Linked DNA regions of Mus musculus: region 2 is linked to region 1. Evidence: chromatin loops called from intact Hi-C (ENCODE). Cell type or tissue: gastrocnemius. All regions are shown on one strand.

The links. Hi-C counts contacts between places; a loop is a spot of excess contacts. Peaks named below come from ENCODE experiments on the same cell type or tissue, not always from the same donor. Only the 100,000 strongest peaks of a DNase experiment are listed, where the experiment ranks them.
Region 2: a loop joins it to region 1, with 4 times the contacts of the local background. A loop is called at or near these places in 9 of 42 quality-filtered maps.

What each region holds. Positions count from the first base shown.
Region 1 is chr13:13,950,775-13,958,774 of GRCm38, reverse strand. It overlaps B3galnt2 (UDP-GalNAc:betaGlcNAc beta 1,3-galactosaminyltransferase, polypeptide 2), which reads right to left and starts at 4,101. Exons shown (of 12, transcript NM_178640.3): 1 at 3,856-4,101. The coding sequence starts at 3,970. In gastrocnemius, CTCF peaks have their summits at 2,097 and 3,656; DNase peaks (open chromatin) are centred at 3,662, 4,295 and 5,288; H3K4me3 peaks cover 4,913 bases; H3K27ac peaks cover 5,166 bases.
Region 2 is chr13:14,614,456-14,622,455 of GRCm38, reverse strand. It overlaps Psma2 (proteasome subunit alpha 2), which reads right to left. Exons shown (of 8, transcript NM_008944.2): 2 at 6,368-6,444; 3 at 5,587-5,719; 4 at 3,032-3,154; 5 at 1,650-1,731. Among named protein-coding and RNA genes, the nearest start is that of Psma2, 5.2 kb to the right of the region's middle. In gastrocnemius, a CTCF peak has its summit at 3,486; a DNase peak (open chromatin) is centred at 3,489; H3K4me3 peaks cover 508 bases; H3K27ac peaks cover 282 bases.

The DNA of each region.
Region 1 (8,000 bases):
AGAGACCAGTATCACTGAGGTGAAATCTTCTGGGAAGTGTTTTCTGAGAGCACAAAGAAGCTATGTTCCAGAGATAGTCAAGGTTGTACCTCGAGTGCTGCAGCTGTCCCTGGTAATGTCCTTGGTCTTACGAGTCACCCAGGTGGTACTGGTTTTGAAGGTAAGTAGGGGTCATGAAGAGCAGTTGAGGCTTGGCATTGTAGGAAACCATAAAAGGCCATTGGGGAAGGTGCAGCCTCAGTTCCATCATGCGGGGCATTTGAAACTTGGCACCATGAAGAGAGCCCATGAGAGGCTATCAGAGAAGCCTAGATGTAGCAGAAGACCCCAGTATATTGGAGATGTCAGTACCATGGGTTGGTCACCAAGAAAGGCAGCAGCAGTGAAGTGGATCAACCTGAGCTTAGAGTGCCACAGAGGAGAGAGCTAGAGAAGTGATGCCAGCCCTTTGGAGGAGTCCAGAAGATCATGTGTGGATCCCAGACATTGAAAAATGACTCTGTAACACTGAAGTTGCCTTGGAGACCCCAAGGTTTTTGAGATGCTAGATCCATGGTATCTGCTGAGGAAAACTGCTAACAGGGAGTGGAACCAGCCCAGGAGGAAGAAGTTTGTTGCAGTCAAAAAAGATGAAAAAGGAGTTGGAAATCTGAAGACTGCTTTGACATCACATGGAGATGCAGTTTGGAGTTTGCCCAGCTGATTTCCTGTCTTGCTTTGAGGTTTAAAGTTAAGTCATTGGATGGATTTAAAAAGAGACCTTGAACTTCGGACTTTTAATACTGTTGAGAGTGCTCTAGACTATGTGGACTTTGCAAGTAGGACTAAATGTATTTTTTTTATGCCATGGGTATGTATGGCCCCCATAGACTTGTGTGTTTGAACAAGCCTACGGGGGCCAGGGAGTGGAATGTGATGGTTTATATATGTTTGGCCTAGGGAGTGGCACTATTAGGAGGTGTAGCCTTGTTGGAATAGGTGTTGGAATAGCTCCTCCTGCACCATGCCTGCCTGGATGCTGCCATGTTCTCACCTTGATAATGGACCAAACCTCTGAACCTGTAAGCCAGTCCCAGTTAAATGTTATTGTAAGAGTTGCCTTGGTTGTGATGTCTGTTCACAGCAGTAAAACCCAAACACTCACCAAAACTCCAGGAGTGACTCAGGCACTGACCTGAGTGTTTTGCTGACTAAATTCTTATAGCTTATATTCATGGGAACTGAAGTACTGAGATATAGCATAGCGGGATACTTTTGGAAGAGCCAACCCTAGGCAAAAGCTGGACATTAAGCTCAATTTGTCTTTGAACTGCTTGCCCAGTCTGTCAACAAGCAGCTGGACCCAGATATCCAGCCCTACACCTAGCTATACAAATATGTACTTGGTGATAAGCCACTTTTCTTTACAATTCTGGCTTCCTTTTTTCTAGATACCTTACAAAGAGTAGCCTTTTCCCAATTACATAAGATCTATATTGATCTATATTGATTTCTATATTGATCACTGCATAATTTCTGCTAAGGCACTGTCCAAAACCAGTCGGCAAAAATCGTCACAGTTTATATCCCCTGGCTATGATTTCCTTTCCTGTCTGTACCTATGGTGTGCTGTATTTCACAAGAGACCTTCCTCCTAACTAGCTGTGCTCCATGGCTGGTTTCAGCTGTTTAAAGTCACTACTTTAGAAAAGTTGCTAATCTTAGTACTGACATGACTTACTTCCCTCAGGTCCTTTTGTTCAGCTGTCACCTTTCCACATGGGCCTTCCTTGATCAACTCTTAGAGCTCTACCTCGTTTTTCCTCATCATACTCACCATCTCCATGATATATTCATAGTCTTATGCGTCTTCCCTTTCAAATGGTTAAGCCCTGGCAGGCCGGCACCTTACATTAATTATTTGCTAATTCTGACCTGCTTGAGAAGATGGCCCAGCAGCCCTCTACTGTTCGCTGAACCAACCATTAGCCAGAGGGCTTTTCTAATATTCAGGCAAGATAAATTTCCTTTTCAAAAAGTTATTGTACTAATGAAATGATTTATCAGGTCAAAGGGCTTGCTAAGTCTGATAATCAAACTCTGAACATCACAAAATCAGAACCCATGTGGTGGAAGGAGAGAACTGACTCACAAGTTGTCCTGCAACGTTTGCAAAAGCTCCATGCTGTACCAATTGTGCACTCAAGTGCACACGCATGCACATAAACACAGACACACAAATGTAAACAAGTACTATTGTGGCTTAAATGGGAATCCAGACAGAGTAGCAGAAAAGAAGCCAAAATAAATCTTAAAGTGTTATTTCAAGAGAAAGATATTTAGTAAAATCTCAGATTTTAGGCTTAATGTATGTGGTCAGAAAGTAAAAATGCCCAAATGTTTTAAATATTTCAACAGCAAAATAGGAAAAAGACCTGTGGGAACTTTTTGCAATCAAAATACTTCTGCTTTTGTTTTTGAAGTACCAGGGGAGGAGAGTGGGATAGGAATCTGTCTAATTAAAACATCCTACTGATTATCTGACAAAGCTTTGATATCAACACAAAAGTAATTTTTACAACTAGTATGACCCCATATAACCCTAAGTCTTCCTACAGTTTGCTTGCTTAATCCAGTCTATCCTAAATGGATAAGCACTAAGACATCAGGAAAAAAATCTGTTCCAAATCCAAAAGTTGTTTGCAGTCTTACTTAAACACAAGCTCAAAGGCAAGGTTTATTGTGTTGAACGCTAAAAGACTGTTAATGTTAAGGTCACATATATTCTACAGTGGGCTCTGCGTGTAGATTCCAGCAACTCACTCATCTTTGAGTGAGAGAGAGCACAACCCCAACAGATGTTAGGTGGCCAAGCATTTTGTATGTACGGCCCTTTTTTAACTAGTTTGTAAAAGTCTCACAAGCTAAATACGCATATAATGTACTTTCATTATACCACTTGGAAGTCATTCTTTTCAGTCACACAAATAGCCTTTCCAAAAAAATGGTGGTTGTCTAATAGGAAAAGAGATCACTACTAAAATAACCCCAGTGTAATCTGGTAACAGTCGGAGTTTTGAGGATTGCTAAATAAGGTATAAGACTTGGTTCTGTGATGGCTGTGAAGAACTGTTTTAAAACTTTCTGAAAAGAAAACAGCTGTTTGGATATGAAATGGTAAGATAAATCCTAACGTAGTTAAAAATTAAAGCATTACCCTATCTTTAAAATGGCTATAGAGTTCTCGACATATATAAGCATTCCGGGAAAAACTTGAAAATGACACACAGGAGACAAGAAAGTAGTGTTGAGGGTGGCAGGACAACACTGGATACGCACTGTGGGCAAACGCACCTTCAGATTGTAAGGCGAATGAGAACAAAGATTTCATTCCCACGATGGATGAAGTTTGGGAACAAATGTACGCGAAGTTAAAGAAGAATCCGGTATTCTTAGGCTCCTTAATTAGCAAGCTATCCAAGCAGAATACAGGGGCGACTCCACTCACAGCTGAACCCTAGTTCACGTCTAGGTCTTTTCCTGACTCACCTCATGATCAGAGACCACAAAGTACAGTCCGTCCCTCCTCGCTGCAAAGTGAGTCCTGACACGCAAAGCCAACACCGTCAGCACCGGCAAGCTCGCTCCCCCACCCCACCTCGGAGAGAAGCGCCCCAAGTTGTGACCAGGGCCCTCCCTCGACCACGACGCGGGCCGCTGAGCACACGCTGATAAGAAACGAACAGTTGGGTTCGCCCGACACTAAAGAAAGACTCGCTTGTTCCGTCCGTTCTGGGACGTCCGAGCCCTCCCTGTGCCCCTTCAGCCATCCCCCGCGGCCTCCCACGAGCGCAGCGACTCAGCCCCTCACCTCACCTGCCGCGCTGGGCCCGGTGTTGTGGGGGTCCGGCGGGGAACGGAGCCAGAGGTGCCAGAGGTGCAGCGCGGCCCCGAGCACGCAAGGGCACAGCAGCACCAGCCAGTTTCGCATTGGCCGCTCCCACCTCGCGCCCCCGCCGCGCTCTCCCGCGTCCCGGCCAATAGCGAGGGGACCTAAGAACACCGAGTGCCACCAGGAGTGTTCGCGCCCACGCCTGGCGTTGTCTCCGCCGCTCTCTCCTTAGATCCGCACCACGAGCGGCGGCCGCTTCCCGGCCAAGGCCACGCCCCCGCGTGCGTGGCCTTCCCACCCGTTCAGCCCTCCTCGCTCTCGCCCAGCCCTTCAGTCCGCGTCCCTGCACGCTCCTGTCTGCCGGAAGGGCGGGAGCGGTAGTCCCTCGCTGAGCCCAGGAGGGAGGCGTGCCTGAGATTGTAAGCCCGAGAAACTACGTTTCCCAGAGAGCTATGCGTGCTGCTACGCAACGCTGGAGGCGAAGTGCACACACGAAGCATGCGCGTCTCTCATCCGGCCGCGGTGCCTTAGCGGCACACTGAGCATGCGCATCCACCTTCTTGCTAGGGTTCCCCTGTAGTAAAGGCGGGTACCGCACACGGGGAACCTGCACGTTAACTGCTCAAGTTGCTGTACGACCCCCTCCGCTGTGGACATTGCTGCAGGGCGCATGACCTCGAGGAGCAGTTGCCCAGTCGGGGCAGGTTTGTATGGCACCTCAGCGCTCAACGAAATAATAGTGTGCTCCCCTGACCTATCCCATAAGAAGCGCAGCGGGGAGCCTGAGCGCCGAGTAGCAGGGAGTTTCCTGCTTCCCTCTAGTAAGCAACGGCGGGTGAGGAGGACGAGAAACACCGGGGCTTGCTATGGAAAGCGAGGACAGAGGAGAAGCCCGGATCTGGAGGCTGCCTGGGTGCGCACGCGCTCCTCACTAGGGTAACTGTCGGGAAGCACAGAAATGAGAGCTTCAGCTGCCAGATGACTTTGAAAAGTTCCCACCAAGTTGAGGTGACCAAATGTGTGAGGGCTGGGTTTGCAAAAGATCCATCTCCAACCAGCGTTAGGAAACGAGCGGACTTCACTGGAGCCACCTCTCAGGCTCAGCACCATATTGCCACTGAGTAGCGGTTTTGTATTAAAAAAGCAATTGTAGTAACACACACACACACAGACGCCCCCAGTGTCTCACGTAGTTAACAGGAAACTATTCTGCAGAGGATGGCCTTGAACTCTTGATCTTTCTGTCTTCATCTCCACAAGTGGTGCTTTGGGATGGAACCCAGGGCTTAATCCTTACTAGGCAAGCCCTCTACCAACTGAGCTATATCCTCAACCTGACACTGTTAAGATTGACTTTTTTAAAAAGATTTTATTTGATTTTTTTTTTCATTTGTGTGTGTACGCATGTGCAGGCTGGGGGGGGGGGCGTCTATCCCATCCCCTGGAGCTGGAGTTTCCCCGTGTTTGTGAGCCACCCTGTAGGTACTGGGAACTGAAATTGGGTGCTCAGGAAGAGCAGCCAGATCTCTTAACCATTGGGCCATCTCTTCAGCCCCTTAAGATAGCTTTTTCTTTGGCTATTTTTGCAATGTTTTTAATTTCAATTTTTTAATTTAGTTTAATCAGGTAAAAGCTGTGTTCTACTGTACTGTTTTATTATGTACTTAATAAAATAACTCACGTGGTCAAATTTGTTCCCATGAGAAGAAACTTGTTTGAGCGGTGATGAAGCTGAATGGTAGGGCCTTACCTACCAATGGGCAGTCTTGGGTTGATGCCCAACCTGTACAAAAAGGGGAGGGGACTCGTGTATTTGTTATTCATTACAAATCCAGAATAATTGAAACAATAATAATCATTTCATATCTCAGACTTTAGTACAGATCAGGAATTTGGGAGCTAAGTTCTAGTTCGTTTTCAAAGTTGCAGGAATATCATCAGCCAGGGCTGCAGTCATCTGAAGGCTTCATGGTGGTTGAAGAGTCTGCTTTGAACATTGCTTACTCAGATGGCAGACGTTTTAATGATGGAGACACATTGTCACTTCTGGGTTAGTCAATTGGTCACACAGAAAAGCCCTATAGAGTGGATACCTGTGTGCACAGTGTTCAGGTATTCACCAGGTGACTACCAGGAGTCGAAGATCACTGGGAACCATCCTAGATGCTGGCTAGCACAGTATGCCCTGAAAATTTGAGCACTAGTGTCTCAATACTCTGGGGTAACTTTAGGACCCCTAGTAACAAGAGTCCTGAAGACAGGAAAGAACACTTTTTTCCTTTTGAAGAGTAACAGAATTAAAGGATGAAATATATAGCTGCTTGGCAGATATCACCAACTTCTGTATATTCCTTTCCCTCTAAGGAAGAATAATTTCTATAACTTTCTTTTAAGGTTTATTTATTTATTTATTTATTTATTTGGTTTTTTTGAGACAGGGTTTCTCTGTGTAGCCCTGGCTATCCTGGAACTCACTTTGTAGAACAGGCTGGCCTCGAACTCCCAAGTGCTGGGATTAAAGGTGTGCACCACCATGCCCGGCTATGCACACAAGAGTTTTTATTCAGGCTTGAACCTGGGCCACAAACTATCCTGGTGCAATAGGATAGGAGAGCGACCCCAAAGTCTAGGGCATGGGGTTTATAGAGGAAAAAAACGCAAGTAGGGATTGGCAAGCCTTGGAGTTAAATGATTAAGTAAGAGGATAAAGGAATGTTGGCCTTTAAGCTGATTGGTTTACAGCATCTGATCAAACCGCAAGGAGGGAGCACACACCTAAAAGAAGCTTCATGACTTGGGAATGATTCATGTTTACTTAGCCCACCCTGGTATTATCGCTTGACTACAGCTGTTATGCCTATTTTGCAACTGTCAAGATCTCATGTTTTGTTTTGTTTTTTTCCAGAACTCAAGGGTGGGGGACAAGTCACTCTGAGGACAAAAACCTAAGATGGAGTCTAAAAAACCAAAATGGAGTTTGTTTTGCTACCTCAGTCCCTTCAGACTCAGGTCCTCTGTGACTCAGGTTTCTACCTTTCTTGGTAGAACTTTCTCTGTTTAAAAACTACGATGGGCCTAGGGAAATGGCTCTATAGTTAAAAGCACTTGTTGCTCTTGCAGGAGACCCAGGCTTGGTTTCCAGTGAAAGACTCCCTGAGGAGCCCCTCGCTCAGGACTCAGGATAATAGCAGACCCCCAAGAACTCACGAGAGACCAAGCTTGATGCAAACCACACGAGGCTTTATTCGGGGAAAGCCAGAACTCTGGGGACGACTCGTATCCCACTCAGGGGTAGAGTTGTCCACCCTGAGGGAAAAGGGGTCCCAGTTTTTATAGGTCCTTAAGGGGGAAAGGAGAAGGTGAGATTTCCAGATCTAAACAATGTCTATTCTAAAATGATTGATTCCTCAAGAAATGGGTATGGGAGGGAAACAAGGAAGGAGTCTAATGAAGGTGCAGCAACTCCTGATTGGCCCGGACTGTGGTTGCTGGGGAGATTTTTCGACTCTTTCCCAGCAACCAATATAGCAACCAATATCACAAACACCTGGCAGTGAGGTGCAGCAATGGGCACACACCTGGTCAGAACATTGGCAGACACACAGGTTCTAGGAGCGGCCAGAGCATTGTGCACCTCTATTTTTCTAAATCAGTGACGCTAGTTCTACTAACAATGAAATCTATTTTGCCAGTTTCAGGGCTTCTGTGACCTTTTACATTCTGTCAGGATCTTTCACCAGCACCCACATGGCAGCTCACAGTGACTTCCTTCAACAACCATTTTAGGATATCTGATGTCTTCCTCCTTCTGATCCCTGAGGGCACCATGTAGGCTTGTGGTACATATCCATACATTACAGGCAAAACAGTCCACTAGGGGACGCTGGCCCTCCCTCTTGTCCTAGTTGCTTGAGACCCGTAGGTGGAGAAACACTGATTTAAATGATTACTTGTGGATTTCTAGCGGACAGTTGAATTCCCCTGAGTAAATGGCTGTACACGGACTAGAAGAAGGTAGTTACCTTTTACCCAGCAGATGCAGCTCTTCACATCTCAGTCCAAGGCTTCCTCATTCTGCTCTAGTTTCACTGTGCCGCCGAGTCAGGGTTCTCTCCTGGAAGTGAAAGAA
Region 2 (8,000 bases), 660 kb before region 1:
CAAGTCCCTGCAGATTCGAATATTCTCTAAAGACTTAATTCTTTCTGTAAAAATAAACAAGCTCATCCATCTCATTACTATGCAAACTTGCTTCTGCTTTAAATAAAAAGCTAAATATATATGTGTATATATATATATATATACATATATATATATATACATACACACACACATACATATATATACACATATATACATATATATATATATATCAAAGAACTGTTCTCAGCGAGGTCTGTGACTCACTGCCAGTGCATTGTGTATTTATTTTATTTTTTATATTTTACTTGTGTATTTACTTGCGTATTTTATATTTACCATGGTTACAATTACTTTCCCAGGTGAAAAGGGGGGCAAGTAGAATGTTTGAGAAGCCCTATGTGTAACAGCCACATCTGGGAAAAGCAAACATGAATGTAAAAATGAGAGGAAAGCTTATCGGGGGTATATCTTGTTAGAGTATAGTATACAGTACAGAAAAGGACAGCAAAGTGTGAACACAGTCCCAAGGGACTGCCCTCAGCTGGCCAGGAAGGCCAGACCACAGACCAGACATTTAGCTTCAGAAGCTCACAGATGGACTCAAAATTCGGTTACTTTTGTTTTGCCATTTTAATTTGTAAGATATTTATAAGGCTTGCATCAGGAGGACTTGTACTTATCTAATAAACAAAACTTCACTGCTTAACCTTGAACTTTTTCTTGGGCTTCTCCTCACAGCAAATGCAACAATAAACCTGGGTAGAATAAACCCAGATCCAGATATCACTTTCTGCTTTGGAAAAAACAGCTCAGGGCTGGAGAGATGGCTCTGTGGTTAAGAGCACTTGACTGCTCTTCCAGAGGTCCTGAGTTCAATTCCCAGCATCCACATGGTGGCTCACAACCATCTGTAATGGGATCCCATGCACTCTTTTGGTGTGTCTGAGACAGCTACAGTGTACTCATATAAATAAAATAAAGACATAAATAGTATTTTTTTAAAAAAGAAAAGACAGAGCGATCAAGACGCCTTGTAAATCCCAGCTGTCATCAAATTGATGACAAACATTATAACACTGGCCTCCTGTTATACATCCGACTCAAGTGTTTGCCAAGGGAACAGAGTCACAAAGTAACAGAGTTCAAGAGGCCTAATGAAATTTGATAACTACAAAAACTAGTACATGTGCATTCTAGTACATGCTAAAGAACATGACCAAAAAATGGTGAAATCTAGTGTATCATATAGCTTATCAAAGACAGCACTATAAAAATGATGAATGAGCAAACAAATATGTACTACCTTATACTGTCTTTAAAAAGAAAAAAGAAAGAAAAAGAAAAAGAAAGAAAAAAAAAGCAGCTTGAGAAATGGCTGAGGGAGAGAGAGGAGCCCATCCTGCTCTCAGAGCGGACTTGAGTGCCGGCCCCGGACCTTAACTCCAGCCTTAGTGGGATCTGACTCCTCAAGTACCTGCAGTCAGTCGCATGCATACACCCGCAGACACACAAGAATACACATTAATTCAAGGTAAAACCAAACCTTTAAAAACAAGAGAAAAAGAAGGAAAATACTGCTAAATATTAAAGTTTTATGGTTTCTACTTTTATTACATGTATAAAAAACAATTCTAATAAATATTTCAAATATATGTAATGATACTTACAGATGGATCTGACTGAAATAAATATGGTCGTCCCTCATTCCACCCACAAATGAGTAAAGAAACACCAAATGGACGAACACCACTATAGGAAAAAAACAAAAATGATTTGGAATAATATAAGAATTTAAATATATTCACAAGAAAAGTAATTACCAAATAAACTGAGTTAGACTTAACTTCTAAATGAACCAATATGAAATGAATTGTCCTTATTACTGTTAATAACAGTAGTAAATCCAAATCAAGTGGTTTAGTTCCTAAAAGTTCACCAGAAATTATTTCTCAGTGCTACATAATTACAAAATTACACCTTCAAGAAATGATGCATGGTGGAAGACACTAGGTCACCGATTCCATCCTAGATAAGGGTTAATGTTTTTTCTCAGAGTAGGTTTGATCTTGTAGAAGTGAATTAGTTTCTATGGAGTGGGCCTCTTACTGTGGGCCTCTGGCCATGTAATAACTATGAACCATGTCCTTGGACCTGCAGTCTTCTGAACTAAATAAACCTGGCTCAGGTATTTTGTTAGCTCAACACAAAGTGGCTAAGCACACACTTTGGGATTATATATGGTATTCCTATCTAAGCATGGGGAAGCCGGTACTAACATTTCATAAATGCCTCCTTCCTACTAGGCTTATGTATCAGCAGTCACCTTTACACTATTTCAGTCACGGTATGATTTAAGAATATTGGGTGGCTGGAGAAATGCTTAGAGGTTAAAAGTCCCGGCTGCTCTCCTGAGGTACTGAGTTCAATTCCCAGCACCCACATGATAGCTCACAACCATCTCTAACTGCAGTCCTCATATGATCATCATGGAATTAATGCCCTCTTCTGGTATATAGACACACATGAAGACAAAATACCCATATACATAAAATACATACATAAATAAATCTTAAACAACAAAAGAATATTGGAATTAAAATGTTATTGCTGTCTTCATGCTTCACCATCACTTCAGATTAAAAAGCTAATTTAATTTAGTGTCAGCACTAAAGCTGACAAAGAACACAGGCAAAGGACTTTGTTAAAATCAAGATGCTGATGTCTGTTGTTGGGTAAGAACAGTTTCCCCTTTTTCCTCCATTTTGAGACAGTATCTAACTATGCAACCTAAATTTGCCCTGAATTTGCCATCTACCTTCCTCAGTGTTCCGAATACTAGGTTTACAGGTATATCACCATATTGCCACATTTTACCTTAAGAAATTATTTCAAGTCAAATCCAGAAACAATTGTTATCAGTGATTTTCTTCATTTGTTCAGCTTTAAATACAGAAAGAATAAGACGACTTCTATGTACCTGATTTCTTTCACACAATTTTTTCTTCCTCAAATTCATAATGCATTTCTTCAAGTACTAACAGTGACTCACCCTGACTGCGTGTACTCCTGCATCACAGAGGCTACTCTCTGTACCAGCTGGGCTGTGGGAATGGGTTCTTGGTAAACAAGGTAGTATTGCTGAGCAAGTTTCCGAGCTCTGTGTACAAGTACTCTAAGGCAACAGAAAAAAAACAATTAAAATTTTGACACACTACTAACTCCCCCACAACTTTCCTCTAAAAGAACATATGATACAAACATAGCACTTGTCTCTCTTTAGCAGTCATCAGCTCAGAGTTAGCCTCACTTTAGAAAAGATTCATTAGAGAATCACAGTAGGAAACGACAGAAAGAGAAGCAGGGACTAGAGTTAGTAAGAGATTTAAGGGACCTGGAGAGACAGGTTAACCATTAAGTGCACAGAGGACCCAGATTCAACACCTAGCACCCACACGGTGGTTCACAACTATCTTGACTCTATTTTCAGTGAATGCAATACCTCTTCTGGCCACTGGGGGCACTGCATGCATATGATGCAGATAGGCATGCAGGTGAAACACTGTATTAAGGTAACCGATTTATTGAACAAAGTGAGAGCTTTGTGTCTCCCTCTGTGACATCTTCCAGACTGCCCCCTGTCTTGAGGGCAGGCAGTCTATTTATACCACACTACAGCCATCCCAAACAGAGATGCATATGAATATACACATATAAGTCTGGGCATTTTTGTCACATTCTCTGTCTTTCCTGTAATCTACCTTTTTTTTGTCTACAATTCAGAATAGATTTCAAAGCTTTTTAAAAAAAAATTAAGAAACTACTGTTTAAACAAGGCATGAAATCCTTCAATTGTGATGGTTAATCCTGGTTGTCAACATAACTATAACTGGAATTAACAGAGATACAAGCATCTGTAAGGAACTTTTAAAAATCAGATTATTTGAAGCAGGAAGATCCACACTAAATCTGGGCTATACTTTCTGATGGCAACCCAGATAAAAAGGTCATAGAAGGAAGGAAACTCCTTTAGGCTCCTTGCCTTACTCTAGCTGGACAGTGTCTATGCTGTTGCTGCCGTCTATATTAACAAACCTTTATCAGGACTCCAATACAGGCTGAAGACAACAGCAGCCTCCTGCAGGAATCCCTCAGGACTCCAGGATTAGACTGGGTCTGCTGAGACATGTAGCCTTCTGTACTGAACGACTTCTGTATTCTCAGCCTTTCTGCCAGCAGACAGCCAATGTTGGACTGCCCAGGCTACCTGTAAACTAGTCTAATACGACAAAGACACACACACACAAATCACCTGACTAATCTAACTATATAGCAATCAAATATAGGAAAAGGATTTAGCCCACCTGCTCATGCGCTACTCTATCTGAAGCATGCACTTTATCACTGACACTCAAGCCTTCCCGTAAGTTTATTTTCTCATCAATAGTCCTCTGCAGTGTCCATTCTACACAGTGGTACAGAACTTTCCAGGGCAGGAAAGCAAATCATGTTTTGATAATGTTAGAATCTAGTGGGGAAACCCCCACTCCATTCCCGATTCGGCGTGCACCCAAAAAAATCACAAAGGACCACCTTGATGTAATTACATGAGGTCGTTTAATTACGGAGCTCCGGACTGACATGCATCCCACACAGGAGATAACAGATGTCGGCCACGAGGCTCGGAAGCTAGGGGTTTTTATGGGGTAAGGGGCTTAGGTGGTGTGGAATTCAGCATAGCAACACACTAGACACACTATTGGCTTATTCAAACATCAGCAGAAAAATTACATGTACGTGCAGGGTGTCAGAGTTCTGTGAGTTGTTGACTCAGTTCAGATAGCCCTGTTATGTCTTCACATTCCTCTTTATCTTTAAGGTTAAGCTGTTCCCAGGAAGGTTTTAACTACGGGGCATGCCCAGGTTTGTTTTTCTTTTTTCTCAGCCCCAGGCAGCCTCTAGGCTCACAAACAAATAGCAATTTCTGAGTACTTTGTACGACTTATAGGTCTTGAAATTTCATCTTTCTTTCAATAACTCCGGGGCTCTACCTTGTCCTCTAAAATTAATTTTCATTTTAATTGTACATGGTAAAAAGCTGCTAATTTCTTTCAACTTACTGGGACCTCAATGTAACAAGTGTTACTCTCTTTTCCAGTGGAATTCAGAGGAAGCAATTCTATATGCCTGAGTCCTGCCTGGCCATCCAGAAGCCTTCAGTGACCTTAGAGACAGTTATCCCTTTGAGAAAAGCAGATATAAACAGAATGATGTTAACTCTACATGGCCCTGCTTTTTCTTGTTGCCTAAACCACTGTAACAATACATTATAGCATGAATGCATTCAATCATTTTTAAGGTGCTTTAAAACACCAAAGCCCTTCCTACCGAGTCCTTGGATGGAGGGAATGAGAGAGTGATGAGAAAGCCAGGTAAGAAAGGCATGTCACTAGTCACCTGTTTTACAACCATGCATCACAAGACCAACCTCCATAAAGTAACCCTTGCAGGCAAACAAAACTTAGCTGTCGTCAGGCTGCCATGACTCTGAAACCAAAGAAGAATTAGGACGACGTGATGAGAAAACATCACAAACAGTACACATACCTGTAATCGGGGCCCATGCCACTGTACACCAAACCGATGTGCTTGGTAATGGGCTCCACCTTGTGAACACTCCTTTCATCATACAGGATGGATTTCTGCTTTTTCTCGGTTGCTAATACTACGCCATTTGCAGCTTAAAAAGAAGAAAAAAAGATTAATACTACAATGTATCCTTCATTAGCCTTCTACTTACAGATGCATTAAACTCAAACTTGTTGCCTTCTCTAGACTGTAAAACCTTTTTCTGGATCCTTACACAACACCAAAAAATAAAATAAAAAATAAAAAAGTAAAATCCCCATAGCTGCAGGCATTACCCAGTCTCTCTCAATATTTTCAGGTTTATTGGCTTTAATCTAGTTAAGCCTTCTAATACAAATAATAAGAAATTTCTCTATAAGGATACTAGAACATACAATAATTTTATCTTCAGATGTTTTATAATTAGCCCTTGATAAAGAAGATAAAACTCCATAGAAAAATAGAACCAATGAAAACAATAGTTTCCTGAATGAAAGTCAACTTATGAATTATCACAATAGATTAAAATGCTATATTTGCTGTAAATTTTAAATTACTGTGCTGAATGCTACTTTCTTAAAACTTCAAAATTCCTTAATCTAACACAAAGATCACTAAGAATTATGACTTAACATCTATTTCAGAATGTTATTTCTTTTAACTTCAAAGTTCTCTAACAAAGACTGTTAAGGCTTATGCACATACACCTACTTCAGCTAACTATTAACAAGCATCTGAAGAGAAGGAAACACTGAGTTACCTTTAATCCCCACTGACGGGGCCCCTCCAGCTACCGCAGCCAAGGCATATTCAATCTGGACAAGCTTACCAGATGGGCTGGAAAAGAAACAGAGACATTCCCTCTGTTCACACATTCAAAATAGTACAGGACACCTGACAGAAGGAAAACAGAGGCCAAGCCTCACTAATCAAACCTTCTGGCCTTTGAAATCTACCCTGAAGGTGTTTGGAAGCTAAGCTTACCAGACTACGGAGTTAGTCCAAGTCTCGAATGGGCACAAATTCTCTTCCTGTGTTCTGTTGCTGTTGTTTTCCCCATCTCTGGTTAGCAAAGCATTCCCACTCCCTCTGTTCCCCACTGCAGGCAAGTGTACCGAGAACTCAGGCAGCTGCTGTGCTCATGAGTCCCAGTAGCCCACTGCCTCTTTCAACAAAATCCCCACGAACACGTTTGGTAGAACGCAAACCAGTCCACGCCAATTTCTTTCTTTCATTTACCATTCTTCACCAAATGTAAGCTGCTAGCTAAACCTTATCATTTTTTTTAAAGGACTGTTATAATAAAGAAATCTGTTTGTGAAAACATTGAGATGTTTGTTATATAAAAGACTCAAGGACTGAGGATGTAGCTCCTATGGCAGAGTGCTTGTCTAGAATGCATGACACAGCATAAATAAGGTATGGGCGTGCATTACTAAAATCCCGTCACAGAGCAAGTGGGGGCAGAAGGATAAGCTGAAAGGCATCCTTAGTTACTGGCCATTTGAAGCCAGCCTGGGTCACCAATAATTCTGACACAAAAAGAAATTAAATAACTAATAACTTAAAAACTCAGTCCCTCACGATCTATGTCCATTTGTCTCAGCTATAATGAAACCACTTAGGACCGACCGTATTTGTTTTGTTTACAAATATAAGCGACTACCATGCAAAATTTAGTCTCTGTCAATTATATAATGAAATCATTTGCTAAGGAATTTAATGGAATTCATTTAAAGATTTCAAAATAATAACATTAACTCACTTCTTATGTGAAACTGTAAAGGGCAATTCTCAAAAGATAATATATTGTAACAAAAAGTCTATTAATTGTTTTCAAAACCAACAAGGTTTGAGTCCTGATTTACCTATTTGTGGACAACCTTGAAAAAGTTCAATTGTCCAGGTTCATCTATAACTCATTATACATAGGTGGTAATGGAAAAACCACTACTAGTTACTGTTATATTCAACAAGTAGATCCTGGCTGCCTTCAGCTGTCAGTCCTTAAGAAAATGGTCAACTGGAGGGCATCATCCTGAGTGAGGTAACACATTCACAAAGGAACTCACACAATATGTACTCACTGATAAGTGGATATTAGCCCAAAACCTAGGATACCCAAGATATAAGATACAATTTGCTAAACACATGAAACTCAAGAAAAATGAAGACTGAAGTGTGGACACTATGCCCCTCCTTAGAAGTGGGAACAAAACACCCTTGGAAGGAGTTACAGAGAGAAAGTTTGGAGCTGAGATGAAAGGATGGACCATGTAGAGACTGCCTTATCCAGGGATCCACCCCATAATCAGCATCCAAACGCTGACACCATTGCATACACTAGCAAGATTTTATCGAAAGGACCCAGATGTAGCTGTCTCTTGTGAGAC